Linked DNA regions of Mus musculus: region 2 is linked to region 1. The links are chromatin loops, found by intact Hi-C in ENCODE. Cell type or tissue: left cerebral cortex. All regions are shown on one strand. Links, peaks and the distances in the headings refer to the core of each region. The heading gives the core; the rest is flanking DNA. Region 1 holds the start of Gm29685 (predicted gene, 29685). Region 2 overlaps Ppp1r12a (protein phosphatase 1, regulatory subunit 12A).

Region 1 (8,349 bases), core at 243-8,242:
ACATGACCACCCAGCTGAGCCTGGCTAAGATCAGCCAACCCTCAACTGACCTGCAGATCTAAAAGATTGCTGTGTAAGAAACAACAAGAAGAAGACCTCGTTCACAGGGCCTGCCCCTCCCTGTGCAGCATTACTAATTAGCAGGGTAAGTTCAGAAACATTGATCTCTTTGAGCCTCGAATGGCAGAGTAAAAGAAGGGACTGGACTCCTTATGCCAGTGTCTGGGTCCTAAAATAGTATTGTGATTGTTAGAGATTGTCCCTCCATTATTTGTTTCCTCTTTTTCATGAATGATAGAGCAATGTTAATAATAGAATCTAATCAATAATATGTTCATCAGTTAATAGAGCTTATATATATACACATATAAAACATATATGTATGTACAAAACACACACACACACACACACACATATATATATACATATATATATATATATATATATATATATATATATATATATCACTTAAATAACTTATATGTTGGGTAAAGGACAAAGCCTAGCAATCAGAAACTTAGCATAGGTAATAAATAAAAACTAATTATGCTAAGCACATTATATCCACTATACAGAAATATACAATATTTATTCACACATTCTATAAATAGGCAGGCATGTCTCTTCTAGTTGTTCCTACTAAAAGCAATACTTCAATGAACACTTTTATTAAAGGATAGTTATGCCATTCTTCAAGGTTTTCCTATAACAAAGTTATTGCTTTTAGTCACAGATAAACAATTTTGCTATATTCGTTGTTTTTTTTTCCTACAGAAAAAAATTTTCTGGGCTAGAAATTAAACCCATAATTTCCATGCATACCTAGGAAGTGCTTTACCACTTAGCTACACTCCCATCCCAAGAAAATAATATTATTGTAAAGTAAGGGAAGCCTCCATAAACAAATAGTCACCTTGCAGTTAGTAACCCTGGAGGCTCACTGTGAGTTCACAGCAGCCCAGTTCTTTCCAGTTTCAAATCTATGTAGTAGGCTTTTACATGTTGCAGTGGGGACCTGGAATATATAAGCCACAGGAACACACCTAATTATAATGTGTTATGGCTTGTACTATGTACCTCAAAAAGAAATGCTGGATTCCTAGCACCCAGTACTTCCGAGGGTGTCCTGAACTGGAGACAGGGACTTTATAAAAGTGATCCATCAAAATGAGGACATCAGAGTAGACCCTGATCCAAAGTGACTGGCATTCTTATAAAAGAGGAAATTTACAGAGACATCAACAGGCAGAGAGGGGATGAAGTGACAAGACACAGGGAAAGACAGTATCCATGAGTCACAGAGACAGGCCTAGGACAGAGCCTACCATCTCACAACAGCTCTGTGGCACCTGGATGTCAGGCTTCTAGCATCCAAACCTGGAAAAGTAAAATTTAGTTTATGGTAGGCTGTCATAGCTGTCCTGTCAAACTAGTGAAAGCATCCTGGTGTCCATATATCACAGGTCAGCCTATTCTAACCACAAAGAGTCCCACTTGTCAAAAGAAACTACTTGTGAATTTAGAAACCATGTTTGCCTGTTAGCAAGACACTCTCTCCATAGTAAGAGGTACATCTGTTGCAGTGACTGGGCACTTTCAATGTTTCTTGAGCAACGATAAAAATGTCTGTGGTTTTGTGGCTGGCATTGCACAAAGGAAGGGGAAAATTGTCTAATGAACCACTTTTGAGGAGTGAGACTTTTCCTACCACCCTTGAGTGGTCACCAAAACTCATAATAAAGTCTAAACCATGAGATCATTCTGAAATTTCTTTTTAGAATATGTGATATTTTTAAAATTCATAGACTAGCAACAGTCATTTATTATTATTGTCATCAAGTTTATGTACCGTGCATAATGGTATATGCTAGGGCTTCCCACGGATTGGCTAAGTACTGTGTTTGTTTATATCAGCAATGTAACAACCACTATTTTATTATGGTGGCTGCAGGGTTATTAGGCAATAGGAACTTTTTTTTATTTTTTTATTAGATATTTTCTTTATTTACATTTCAAATGCTATCCCGAAAGTTCCCTATACCCATGTGCTTGTAGAGCCGTGGCATATGTAATATGTACTAGGGAAGTGAATTGTTGATAAGAAAATAGAGGTCTCTATTCTTAGCTACAGAAATCTATTTACATTTTAGCGTTGGCAAGACTTTTTGTTTGGAAGTGCTGGTGAAAGCAAATCTCTCCCTTCCAAAGTGAGCTCTCCATATGCTAATTTCACACGATGAACATACTTGAGATCACTTTTGCACGACTCGTGAATCCACAAACGACTTTAGGGAAGCAGAAATTTACTTGCCATCTTCAGTCAATTCTATCGTTCCAGATGGCTTTCATATTTGTGTCCTTCAGTATATCCTAACTTAAACATGCATCTCCCAACACCTGCTCTCTTTCTTGGATATTTCTGTTGAGTTTTCCTCCCACCCTGTCACCCCACGGCACTAATTATCATACCTTATAGATTCTACATTCATATCATCTGCATTTGTTTGGAACTATGTTGCCTTATTTCAATTTACTTGCCTCTCCCACTAAAGAAGTCTGTTAAATGAACCCCATCTCCAATACATCCCTGCAATACAAGACAGCCATTTAGTTTATTGACTAAGCACAACATCAAAGTTATTATCCTTAAAAGTGCTTCAATTCCTAAAAGTAATATCCAACATATGATGGCTTTATTATGTACACTGTATTCATTCCTGCTCTTTACCCACTCCTACTCTTATTTACTACGTGTATTCATGTTCCCTTTTCCTACAGCTTCCTTTGTAACTTTCATCTTACCCTGAATGTCCTCACTGCTCATCTCTGCCATTCACTCAATTCCATGGGACCAATCTCAAAACTAACTCTTTCTTAAGTAAAATGTTCTAGAGTTGTGGAACTTCTACCCTGTGCCTAGGTCCAGTGGATGTATGAACCCAGTCATTTGGAGTTTATATGTGCAAATTCCATGTATTGCATGACCTCATCACTGGACTCTGGCTATCTTCTGAAATTCAATTCATTAATCTATCTACCTATCGATGAACAACTATAAAAGCTATAAAAGCTCCAGGTAGCTTCATAACAATTCAACTCAGAATCTTCATATCAAATAAGTTTTCTGCAATTTTATTTTAAATTCAGTTTTCAGAGCTTTATAGATTTGGGAATTATGAAAAGTGTTGTCTGCCTGGGATACTTTTCTCAGATTAAAAATATTCTTATAGATTGATTGACTAATTTCCACTTCAGTTATTTTGTTTATAGCCATTGCATAAGAAAAATTCTTGTGCAGGTAATGTATTGAATATTTATATTCACGCATCAATAGGAGCCAACCAGACAAACAGAAGCCATTTTAGACTCCATTAAAAAAAAAGCTTCACTTAGGGGCATCAGTCACATAAATGACTAGAGGAGCAAGCAGACATGAATGAGGAAGCCACAGAGTGGCACTATCATACCAGTAAGCCTCTGCCACCTCTAGGGAATGCAGATAAGGGTGGAGGCAATGATGCAAGAACCCAAGGTTAAGGAAAGAAGGAATCCTGGTGAGTCTGCCCAGCAGAAAAAGTCAACTTAGTGAGTGTAACCTAGTCACAGACTCAATTCGATCCAAATTGAAATCCCAGCGAGCCGCTTCCCAGATGTCAACGAGCTGCTTCTAAAATTCATGAAAAGAGGCAAGAGACTCATAATAGACAACACAATGCTAAAAGAGAAGAATAAAGTTTAAGAAGAGACATGACACAGCTGAAAGACTATCTGTCAGACTGCTGTAATCAAGACAGTAGCATTCATCAAGAAAAAGACAAATAGATCAACAGAATACAAAAGAAACCCAAAGTAGGCTCAAATATAGTCATTTTTTTCTCCAGCAAAGGACAGTCTTTTCATTGAATATGCTAGAATGTGATATCCTCATTTTAAAAAAAAACTGTATCTAGCAACATCTTCAGGAACATTGTCACAAGGCAAATGATAAACCTAAATTTGAAGTTGAAACTCTCATAAGCCAACAAAGAAGAAGCCTTGGTTACTTAGGTGATCTGTAAAAGTCCAATATAAAAGGCAAAATCCATGAAAAAAATAACTGATAAGCTGGAAAGAATATCAAGAGAATGAGAACATAAATTCCAGACAGTGCTTACAAGTGGCACATAGAGACTACCATCCAAACCTCACAATGATTCCTAAAGTTCAATGATAAAACCACCAACCAAAGACTACACATGGAGGAACCCATGGCTCCAGCCGCGTATGTAGCAGAGGATGACCTTGTAGGACATCAGTGGGAGAAGAGGTCCTTGGTCCTGTGAAGGTTCGATGCCCCGGTGTAGGGGAATGCCAGGGCATGGAGGCGGGAGAGGGTGGGGGAGCACCCTCATAGAAGCAGGGGGAGGGGGAATGGGATAGGAGAGTTCCGGAAGCTTGGTGAGAAATGCGAAAGGGATAAAATTTGAAATGTAAATAAAGAAAATATCCAAGAAAAAGAAAAACAAACAGCCCAATATTAAAACAGGACAAAGGCATGGAGATACCGCACTGGAGAAGATGCTCGGATGATAAATCAGCATGTGAAAAGACAACTCATACCGCTCATCATTAACACTGACAACAAGCATCCAATGTTGGCCATTGTAGACAGCACCGAGGACTCTGATTTGTCGCTGGTGGGAATGCAGAATAATGGTACAGCCATTTTGCAAGCCACTTTGTTAGGGGCTTACTCTGGTTTGGTTTGGTTTGGTTTGGTTTGGTTTGGTTTGGTTTGGTTTGGTTTGGTTTGGTTTGGTTTGGTTTGGTTTGAAACAGGTATTAGCACAGGTAAGCCTCACCCTCATTAGGTAGCCAAGAATAGCCTTCAACTTCCGGTCCTCCTACCTCCGACTTCCAGAGAGCTGGGTATATAAGTGAACACCACTGTTGGAAGACCCTGCTTAATAAACAGCAGTCCACCATGACCCGATAGCTCTCCGGAGTAAAATGGAAGACTCCCTTTCTTGGCGGGGCTTCCCTTTCTCCACTGACCTTATCTCTAGTGTCTTTAAGTACAGATGCCTGACCCTGCTGCAGGATGAGCCTGCACAGAGCTGCCTGCAAGTCCTGCATGATTCAGCCAGTAAGTCCCACTCTGCTCTTCTTGCCATATGATGACTAAGTACGAGGTTATTATCTCTTACATATCCCTATCCCTGAACACTGAAGTAGAGCTGTCTCACTGGGGCTGCCTCCACAAGTCCTGCCGTCATACTCACAGTTCTCTGAACCCTACTTGCCGCTTGGGTCCCCTCTGCCCTCACAGGTCAGTGGTTAATGACCCTGAGGGGAGAGGGAACCCACACACCACCGTGCTTTGTGTATGCTAGACAGTCTACTAACAGAGTTACAAACCTAACCCTGGTTTCGCTGCTTTTTTAATGAACCCAGGCACACTTTTTTTCATGGGAATCTAAGCCTCCTTAGTACTTATACAGAAGAATCCAAAACTTTGGTACACACACACACACACACACACACACACACACACACAAACCAATGCTTTTTACATGGATATTTATTTATTTATTTTTGGCTTTTCAAGACAGGGTTTCTCTGTATAGCCCTGGCTGTTCTGGAACTCACTTTGTAGACCAGGCTGGCCTCGAACTCAGAAATCTTCCTGCCTCCGCCTCCTGAGTGGTGGGATTAAAGGCATGTGCCACCACGCCCGGCTTACATGGATATTTTAAATCTTATTTATGACAGTTCCAACTTGTAAGTATGTGTATAAATTCACAAATTGTCATATTCAAAACACATATTGTTGCTTAAAGGTAACACGAGACCCAGTAGAATTATAAAGCATTTACTTGGACAAATCATGGTCTATGGATGTCACAGTACTGGAGCAAGAATTGCAAGTGGACATCTTTTAAAATATGCACAAATACAAGTAGAGCAGAAAAAAAATTCGTTTGGTTCTGGCTATAAAATGACCTTACTTGGTCTGCCTTGATAGAAGGCTCTAGTTATACATTTAAAAGTTAATTTGTGGCTTTTATGGGTTGAACTTTAGTTTCATTTTATGTTCATATTGGCATTTACAAGAAATAGCTCAGGTTAAGTTTCAGTTATGTTTGCAAGTCAAACAAGGATAAAGTCACTTATGAGGCCTGACTGGTTTTTGTCTCCTCTGGAATTCTTTCCTGCCTGGTCTCCATTTGAATGCAGTTCAAGAGTCTAAACTGTTATTTGCTGCCGATTGCTATTACTGTAGATGAGATATTTTCCACTCTTACAGAAATGTGTAGTTTAGTCATGGAGTGTAAAGACTTTTTAATATTCTTATGCCTCAGCACGTAGAACCAAATTAGCATTTCTTAGGTTTGCGCTGTGTTCAAATGTTTCATTTAAAGAATATCTGTTTGAGTTGCTGACTTCATAAAAAAAAATTACTAAACGAATTTTGGCTTACAACTCAGATGGAATTTTCAACCACTTCTGAAATGAGTATGAAATGCCATTTTGTACTGTAAAGTCATGTGAAACCACACCCAAAGTACTGATTATTATAAAAACCAAAATACTGATCAACTCTGAGACATTTTCGAAATGCTCTATGTTCTGTGGTATCAAATTCTTAAACAAGATTTAATCCTTTCTGCAAAAACAAAAACTTGTATTCATCTCATTCATGTACAACTGTTTGTCCTTAGTAAATGATAAAATTTTATATTTTCCAAAGATTAGTTTACTTCTTTCTTGCTTATCAGTAAATGTTTTATTTGAGTACCTATTTTATGTGCCTAAAACTCCAGGATCGCATGACATTTCTCAGGTATAAAGGATCCACAGGGAGGAAAAATTAAGAAACCTTAAGGTGGTGGTTCTCAACCTTCATAACAGTGAGACCCTTTAATATCGTTCCTCATTGGTGCTGACCCACAACCATCAAACTATTTTCATTGCTACTTCATAACTGTAATTTTGCCATTGCTATGAATCATACTGTAAATATCTGTGTTTTTCAGTGGTCTCAGGTGACCCCTGTGAAGAGAGCATTCACTCTCTAAATGGGTCATGACCCACATGTCGAGGACCGCTGTCTTAAGATGCTCTCTGGGGTTAAGTGATCATAATGTGCCAGCACAGATGCAGCAGTTGTAAGAAATGAACTACCCTAGTGGAGAATATTGATAGAGGGATTCTCTGTATGAATGGAGGGAGGGAGACTGTAGACTGGACATATCTCCCCCCAGTCCTTATATCAATATCTTAATCATCAGGGTGATGATGTTGGGTTGGGTAGGGGGACTCAGTAAAGATTAATTTATCACTGCAGAGCCTTTGTTCATGAGATTACCACTGTAGTAAAAGGGAAACCCACACAGTCCGCCACTTCCTTTGCCATGTGAAAACCCAGTGAATACATAGTTGTCTATGAACCAGGCTCCAGGCCCTCATCAGACTCCAGATCTGCTTATACATTCCCCCTTCCTTTCCTACCTTCCAGAACTGTAAGAAACACATGTCTGTTGTCTGTCCACCACACAGAGAGCACTTTGTTATAGCAACACCAAAGGACTGAGACAGATGATACATGCAGAACCTACATGGGCTTCTCTCAACTTTGTAGTAAACCTAAAGTAGCTCTAAGACAGTACACACACACACACACACATACACACACACACACACACACACACACACACACATACATACACACACACGCATACACACATATATACATACACACACACATACACACACACGCATACACACACATATACATACACACACACACACATATATATGTATATATATATATGTTATGACAAAGTTTGGAGATTTTGAATCAGGGAACTGAGTCTGATACCTAACCTCGTAGTTTCGGAGCATGCAAAACTCACTCATCTGCGACTTTAAATTGTCTAAGAGCCAAAGACTGTTTTGCTCCTGGGATCCCGGGGTTCTTTTGGATGGGTGCCCTCAAGTCCCGTTATTTATTTGCATCTGCTTTGTCACTTGGCTTAGAACACACTGTGTCTTTGTCACTGTTTGTTCCAGCACCTCTGACCCTCCAGCGTTCAGCTGGGATTTGGGAGGGGAAAAAATTAAAACCTCTGGATCTTCATTAGCAAAGAATAAAACACAAAACTTACTGGGCATCTGCACACATCTACACACACACACATGCATACACACACATACACACACACACACATACACACACACACACGCATACACACACATATACATACACACACACACACACACACACACACACACACACACACACTTTCCTAAAGAACTCTTTTCTCCCCATCATCAAACTTTACTATTTATATGATTTCCAAAAGTACA
Region 2 (8,349 bases), core at 263-8,262, 300 kb after region 1:
AAGAGGAAAAAATTTGGCAGTAGACTTCTTGTGTTCTGTTATCTTCTTCTCGAGTATAGCCTTGGACTTAGCTCACTTCTCAGCTGATACTTAGTCACCAGCTGAAAGTAATCTGTATCTGTGTTACCTGGATGGCATAATATTACTCCTGTAAAGAAAGAAGCTTCATGCAAATCTTAGGCATGAGTCTGTAATTAAACTGAACTAGACACACACGTCTACTTCTATAATTTGTATATTTAGAAAATCTCTGTTCTCAGATTTCAACCATCATGTGACTTCTTTGAAGATCATTCTTTGAATTCAAATTCTTAAGATTTTATAACCAATTATGTCAAAACTAAAGACATTAGGTACTCAAAATCTGAATTATTTTTGCTGATAGAAGAGTCTTACAGTATGATATGCTTACATATATATATATACATATATATATACATATATATATGTATGTATACATATCAATATTTAGACTTCATAACACTTTTAATTTAGCACTTAGTGTTTTTTCACTTTTTTCTATAAACATGAAGAGAGATTTAGCAAATTCACATTTACTTATGAGTGAGTTTACAAGTACATCTTAAAGATTTTCAGCAGAGTTATCTTAGGCTGTCCAGCCTTGTCTGTCAGAGCCCAGACTATGGATTTGGGTGCACTCACTCCAAGGACTAGATCCCAGATGGACGCATATAACACAGCATTGCGTGTCACTTCTATTCTTTTAGTATACAAGGTTAATTTAGCTAAAGATAGATGTGCTCAGTTTGCTTGCCTTAAATTATAAACCCAAACTAAAAGAGAAAAAGCCTGTGAGTAATGCCCAGCTGATAATCTGTGGGCATCTTAGGATGGAAACCATCAGCTTGGTCTAGGACTGTAGCCTAGTAACAGAGCTCTTCCCAGTGTGCATGATGCTCAGTATTTCACACACACACACACACACACACACACACACACACACACATGCTGAAGGTAAACAACAACAAAAATTCAGCTTGATTTTAGACCTTAAATCGTCAGTTAATAATAAATTGCGACTTTCTCTAGTTAAAGTAAGTATTGTTAGGATTCCAACAACTCACAGTTTCAAGTAAGTGTGAATTATATTTGTCTCCTAGCTAGTAAAAATTGAGAATTTTCTCAGAGTTGGTTATTCTGGTTCACTGACTACTTAGTTTGCTGAGCAGAACACTAATTATATGAAGACTGACTTAGGCTGTGGGTTATATACCATCCGCCATATAAGGGTCCTGGTGTAGAAAGCTATGTAAAGGTGAGGAAATTACATTCGGTTTTAAGTCATGAAATGAAAGCATTTGAGAGAGATTAAGGGATGACTAGCCAGCACCTTGCTACCAAGTTTGCATAACTTGACAAGAGAAACAGTGAGTATGCAGGCATGGTGTCTACTAGGGAGAGGAAGTTTAGTGTCATGGTACATATATACAGAATAAACCAGAAAATGGGAGTAAATGATGGAATGCCTTCATTTTTAGAGTAATAATTTATAAATTATTCCTTGTAAGAAATCCCAGTAAATGTGCGAACAGTGCTGCGAGAGTTCATTCTCTATGTAAGGCTGCTCTGGAGGTTCCTGTGTGAGGACGGGTGATGGGGATGAGGTCCTGAGGAAACACTGCCCACAATGATAGGTATACAACTAGAGATAAAAGATACAGCCTTGAGCCTTAAAAACACAGAAGGACAGTGAGAGACACGGTCACTGGCTTATCAATAAAAGAGAATGTCAAAAGAACATTAGTGTGAAGACACACAGGACATTGAGGAAATAACAATAGCACTGTTACTAGTAATAGAGCTGGTGAAGTTTATAAGGCAAAGTATGTGATTGATACATGTTAAGTTTAAGGTCCAAATGCAATTGTAAGTAGTCTGATAGATAGATAGATAGATAGATAGATAGATAGACTGACTTAAGGCTAGTAATTTAAGGGTTGGGTTAGAGTAGAGAATAGGAAATTTTAGAATAAGTTTAATAAATTTAATATTTAGTTTGAAAGAGGAAACTAATTTCAATCCTTGGCAGAAAAACAAAGGTAGCCTAGTCTACCTGGGACTAGACTCTTGGAGTAGTTGAATTGAAAGAGTAGGCAAAGGCAGGTTGTTAGCCAGAAAAAAAACCAGACGTGGTCTGAAGACTAAGAAAGTGTAGATAGGGTGTCCTGTTATAAAAGCAAAAGAAGAAAATGTGCAAGCAGAGGATTACAGTTAAGTGTATTCAGTACATTTCTTCATGTATCAATCAAAATGCAAGGTACTTTTACATATTTGAACCAGGTCTTGGATCTAAATCCTTAATGTATATAATGGGAGGTTATCAAAAGTGAGTTAATCAACTGCTAAAATATAGCGATGTCATTTTTAAAATTGCTATTACTGCTCTGGTTTAGTCAAGTCTAAAAGAGCAATAGTAGCATTTCTTTTTTGTGCTTGTAATATTGTTATATTGAGATAACTCATACAGAGTTATGAGAACTTAGCTTAGAAATAGGAGCAGGCATCTCTTACATGCTGGCCTATGTTACACACGTAAATGGTATCTGCTGTCTGCTTAGTCACAGTGGAAAAACATTTCAGTTTGCAGGAGATGCAGTTGGAGCAGGAATTCACAAAATATGCCTATTTTTACATAGCAAACAAGCAGAGAATGTTTTTAACATCTTTAAATACTTGGGAAAATACGTAATATGCTACTTTCTGACACATTTTGATTTCATTGCCCCTAAATAAACTTTTATTAGAGCATAAGATGCTCATTTACATATGATCAATGTTTTGCAAAGCCCAGAGTGTAGCTTGGTGTGCATGCGTGTTGCCAAAATGCATAGATAGCTACTTGTGGTCAAACATAACAGCACACACTCTGATGATCCAGCAGTAGAGAGGCAGAGACAGGATTGTGCACTGGGATGTGTACTAGCTACTCCAGTAAGATTACAGTATACCTTCTGTACAATTCTTGTTACTTTGTTTGACATCCTGAAATAATTCCAGATGCATTTGGGGTCATGTGAACTAAGTAGACTCTTGATGGAAATGATTACAAGCTACCAGAAATATTGTAAAAAAGTGGTCCCTGGCACCATGGTACTATCACTAAAGATCTGCTAACCTGCAGTTTGAGCAGATTTTGACCATGCATGCAAAAGATTTTTCTTTTTAATTAACAATACCTTGTTATATTTAGTTGATATAGTCTTCTCTCTGTGCATTGAGCATTAAAATTCTTGAACTGGAAAGGTGAAGTTGATAAAGTAAATTATTTAATGATAATAACTAGTGTATTTTAAGCATGATAGCTAATATATTGGTGAAAACCCTGGGAAGTAGAATAATTATGCATAAAAATATGTTGTAACTAAAATTGCAGATTAATGTTTATTAGGAAGAATAAACAGTAAATTTAAAGTTAAAATATTTTAAAATACTACTAAATTAAGTTTACTTAGAAAATTAAATTTTCACCTAGGGTGTGTAAATCACTGAAAACAAAGTCCATATGTACTAATTTTTCACTCATGTGCTATATTGCTCTGTGTGCCATTAACTGGGTAAGAATTTTCTTTATTAGATTCTTCCCAATTACCTCTTGAGGAAACTAGGACTTGTTTTAGTGGCTTTCAATTGTCGGGCCACCACACTCCTACTGGATGTTAGTTTATTATAAAGTTGAAATATAGGAAAAAAGTGTGGTTGATTTTTTTTTTTTTTTCTTTTCACCTCCCTTTTCTGTCTTCATACTTTCAATCTGTATCTCTTGCCCTTCTTATTTTAATTGGCTTTAGTTTGATCTCATTGCTTCTCTCATGCCTGTGGAGTCAGTAGATCCTGCATCATGGAGGCAGGGCTTGCGCAAAACTGGCATTGTGCTGGTGCCCAGTAAGGGCGAAAAATCCATGGTGAGGCACTTCTATGTGCAAGAGTGCAAGTATCTGGGTTACGGCATAACAAGCTTCATGAGTGTGGGTTCCAAAGATGCATGGGTCAAGTCCTTACAGTGTGCTCATTGTTCTCTGTATCTGCATCATCATCTTCTGTGTGATATGAAGTGTGTAGTGTGTGTTTATAAAGCTAACCTCTAGAAAGGCGATCTGTTTACTCTCTAAGGTTTAGATTTTTGCCTTACGACCTTAACCTTAGTAAATGTGTTTTCTCCCAAAACTATCACTTAAAATTTTAGACATTATCTGAAATTAATTATCTCTAAATTAAGGAATAATTGGTTTTAGTAACTTGTTTTTGTCTTTTATGAAATAAAAACCAGTTTCCAATATCGACTACAAAAATTTCTCCCAAAGAAGAGGAAAGAAAAGATGAGTCTCCTGCATCCTGGAGGTTAGGGCTTCGAAAGACTGGCAGTTACGGTGCCCTGGCTGAAATCAGTGCGTCTAAAGAAGCCCAGAAGGAGAAAGACACTGCAGGGGTGATGCGGTCGGCTTCCAGTCCGAGACTCTCGTCCTCTTTGGATAATAAAGAAAAGGTAATAGAGAGACGCTCTAGTAAGCACCATTAGATCCTGGGTATCAGCTTCACTCACCGACTCTAGAATATAGAATGCTCCTTCCTGTCTTGTGAGTACCTGGAAGAGCAGTTGTGCTTGCATAAAACAAGAAATTTGAGGAGATACTAAGCCTTTAAAACTTCTTGATATTTTTTTAGATTTATTTATTTGATACATGTGAGTGTTTTGCCTGTATGTATGGAAGTGCACCGCATGCGTGCCTGATACTCACACAAGTCAGAAGATGTTGGATTTCCTGGGACTGGAGCGACACATGGTTGTAGGCCCACTGTGTGGGTGCTAAGAACCAAATCCAGTTCCTCTGCAAGAGCATCGAATGTTTTTAACCACCGACCCATCTCTCCAGCCCTCCAAATCATGCTTTTTGAGTAGAATGCTCTAGGGAATGAACAGGTTTATATTATTTATTATTGAGTAAGTTTCCCGGAGTTAAGGAACGCAATTTTTTTTTCTAGCATGTAAGCATGATCAAGTTAAATTCAATTATTATTTGCAATTGCCAAGCTACCTTTTTTATCTTATACAAGTATGTCTTAATGACTTTTAACTATATTTAACTATATTTTGAAAGAGTTTATATTGCATCAAACAGGTACAACCAAAATTGTTCTCTTACTGAATTGCCTGTGATTGGGCTACTTAAGTTTTTTCAATACATTTTTCTTTTGAATGTTACCTTATATTAGACATTCTACTATGAGGTTTCTTTCCCACTCACTTTAATGCTTTGCTTTCTTATAACTTTATTGCCAAGTATATTGGCAGTGTGGAAGTGTCGCTAACACTACATACTCTCAGCCACACGTCGCAGTAATACAATTTCGATAATGTCTGTTTAGAATACCTTAATATTTGAAAGCATGGATTGTCAGAGTTGTAAGTGGCTCCTTGTTGAACTGCATTTGAACTTTATGTCTTCAACAGAAATAAATGGATTTTAACTTACTACATTAGCTTTATACAAACCTTAGAAAAAGTCATTAATAAAGGATCTTTCTTCCTTTCCTGAAGTAAGTGATTTTCTAACTTTAGCCTAGGGGGGCAGGAAAGGGAGCTGGCGGAGCTGAGCTGTTGTTCATTGCTTTTGGAGGACCTCGCTGACTTGTATGAGTATTAAAGTTCAGGAGCTAAACTGGGAAAGGACTGCACGGTCACAGACGTGTTAAAGCCTCTTCATGTTTTCATCGCACCTTTTGTCATTCATGACTTTCCTGTTGTCAGGAGAAAGATAACAAAGGAACGAGACTTGCGTATGTCACCCCTACAATCCCGAGACGACTAGCCAGTACATCTGACATTGAAGAGAAGGAGAACAGGTGAGTGCAGAGAGGCGGCTGTGTGCATCCCTGCAGAGTCTGCAGTGTTCGCATTGGTGTTAGATGTGAGGACTGATGCGAGCTTTCAGGAAGAGAGAGGGCTGTCCGGGACCAGCAGAACACCAGGTACACAGTCCTGCGGGACAAGAGCATGCAGGCTTAGTGTGTTCCTGAATGGCAAGGAAAGCAAAAGCAGACGACACACAAATAGGTTCAGACACATACAAAAGGGGAACCCAGCCAGACTCAGGAGACAGGAGCAGGGGGGTCTCTCAGGGTTCTGGAACAGCCAGGGCCACACAGAGAAACCCTCTCTTGAAAAAAAAAAAAAAAAAAAGAGAGGCGGGGAGGAGGGGGGAGGGGAGGATGGAAGGAAAAGGGAAACACTGCATGGTCACTGTCTGGGTTTTGGGGTGTTTTTGGTTTTGTTTTGTTTTTTTTTAATTTCTTTTTTTTTACTCTCAAGTGTTATAGAACTTTTTATTTGTAGTCATGCTTTAGTGTCTAATTATGTATCTTCATTTTTTTCAGCTAACATTTTATATATTGTATAGGCTCTCAACATATTTTTGTCATTTTATAATATATGCCTACATATCTGTCTTATGCTGTGAATCACAGTATTTTGTCTTATAAATAATATGCTTCTAAATGCTTTTATTTAGGATTATATACTGACTCCTAGAACTAAAATTCCTCCCACTTTTTGGTAACTATCCTGAAGTTTCCCTATGGGATTTTCCTTACATCTACTCTTTTTCACTAGTACATACCTTTCTTATCCTTCTTCTAAAATTACCTACCAGAATCTGAAGGCTGTTGTTTCCACAGAGAGTCTTCAAGTTTGCGAACAAGTAGTTCTTACACAAGAAGAAAATGGGAAGATGATCTTAAAAAGAATAGTTCGATCAATGAAGGATCCACTTACCATAGAAGGTATGATGTACTTTATAAGTGGCTTCTCTATGTCCTTATAAAAATAGCCGCTGATTTAATATCAGTTATGCAAATCTTTTTAAAATATTACATCTTTTTTGTGTGCTAAATTTAATTTAGAGACACAGTAAATATAAAGATGGTGTGGATTTATTCTAACTTATCCTCTGCATATATATTTAATTAAACTTGGAATATTATGAAATGTCTTTTAGCACTTTTAATGGAACTTCTTATGATTGACTAAATTGTCTGAAATGGGATATTGTCATAATCGATTTAGCTATTGTCTATGATCTGGAACATTTGTTTGGACTACAACTCAGCTATGAAAGCATAGAATCTTAATGCTGTTATAATGGAGACTAGGAGAGTTCTACTTCTTTGTGGAAAGCAAGAATAAGATATGAACACATACACGTAGACACGGGTCGCTCCTGAGGAGTTAACCCATTGCAAAAAACTTTTCTTCGGATGGGCCATATGCCTTATTTCCCTTGAATGAATCCACTCCACAATTTTTGTTAGAACCAGCTTGGCATGACCATTTTTGGTCTATCATATTCTGAAAATGTTCAGTGTTGACTGTTATTGAAGGCTTTGGGAGGAGGAGGCATAAAATTCTACACCATCAAATCAGTAAAATGAATCTATACTCTAGCAATTGTAGGTCCAACTCTTGGTGCTGGAGCTGGTGGTCTGATGAGGAGCACAGTTTGTTTTCTACTGTGTGCAGTTGTGTGATATCTGAGATAGTGAATGTAGCGTCCACATACAGACACATCCTACATAGAAATGCCTCTTTCCTTTAGTTGCTCCTTTGGTAGAAGACAAGATGATTTGATTAGTTGTAGTGTTCCAAGCACCACATCAACACCAACAGTTACCTCTGCAGCGGGGCTTCAGAGAAGCCTCCCTTCCAGCACAAGCACTGCTGCAAAGACTCCCCCGGGTTCCTCCTCCGCAGGCACACAGAGCAGGTGAGTCACAGAGACGGTCTGTGTCCAGGTCTACTGTGTGCTTATGTGCGTGCATGCATCGTTGTGTAGACAAATGTGGGCTCTGGATTTTTTTATTTACCATGTCAAAATTGTTTTTAAGCAAAAATTGGTTCCAAAAAAAACCAAAAAAACAACAACAAAAAAAAAACAAAAAACAAGCAATTATGCATGTCTGGGGAAAAAATATTAAGGTCTTAAATCATATTGCTTAAAATAAAAATTTATTTCTTTGGCAGCTCTGCGTGAGCTGTTTGATTACTAATCTTGTGTTTTTAAAAAATCCATCCCTGTGGTCACCTGTTTTCAGCTTCTAGAAATGGCTTTCGTTGTTTAGCTGTTTTCCTTTTCTCTTTTTGTGTTGCTGCTTATGATGCTATAGTACCTCAAATCGTTTGTGGGCTGAGGATAGTACTGAGAAAGAAAAGGACAGTGCTCCTACTGCAGTGACCATTCCTGTGGCTCCAACTGTTGTAAATGCTGCAGCTCCTTCCACCACCACCCTGACTACAACTACTGCTGGCACTGTTTCCGAGGTCAGGGAGAGACGCAG

What was found. Peaks named below come from ENCODE experiments on the same cell type or tissue, not always from the same donor. Only the 100,000 strongest peaks of a DNase experiment are listed, where the experiment ranks them.
Region 2: it touches region 1 in a loop (2.3-fold over the local background); 8 of 42 quality-filtered maps call a loop at or near these places.

The regions. Positions count from the first base shown.
Region 1 is chr10:107,946,645-107,954,993 of GRCm38, forward strand. It overlaps Gm29685 (predicted gene, 29685), which reads left to right and starts at 1. Exons shown (of 6, transcript NR_131147.1): 1 at 1-145. In left cerebral cortex, for the core only: a CTCF peak has its summit at 3,447; DNase peaks (open chromatin) are centred at 2,312 and 3,497.
Region 2 is chr10:108,245,147-108,253,495 of GRCm38, forward strand. Ppp1r12a (protein phosphatase 1, regulatory subunit 12A) reads left to right here. Exons shown (of 25, transcript NM_001368736.1): 10 at 4,289-4,504; 11 at 5,768-5,862; 12 at 6,694-6,798; 13 at 7,611-7,778; 14 at 8,179-8,349. Among named protein-coding and RNA genes, the nearest start is that of Pawr, 83 kb to the right of the region's middle. In left cerebral cortex, for the core only: no CTCF peak of the experiment used is centred there; a DNase peak (open chromatin) is centred at 4,803.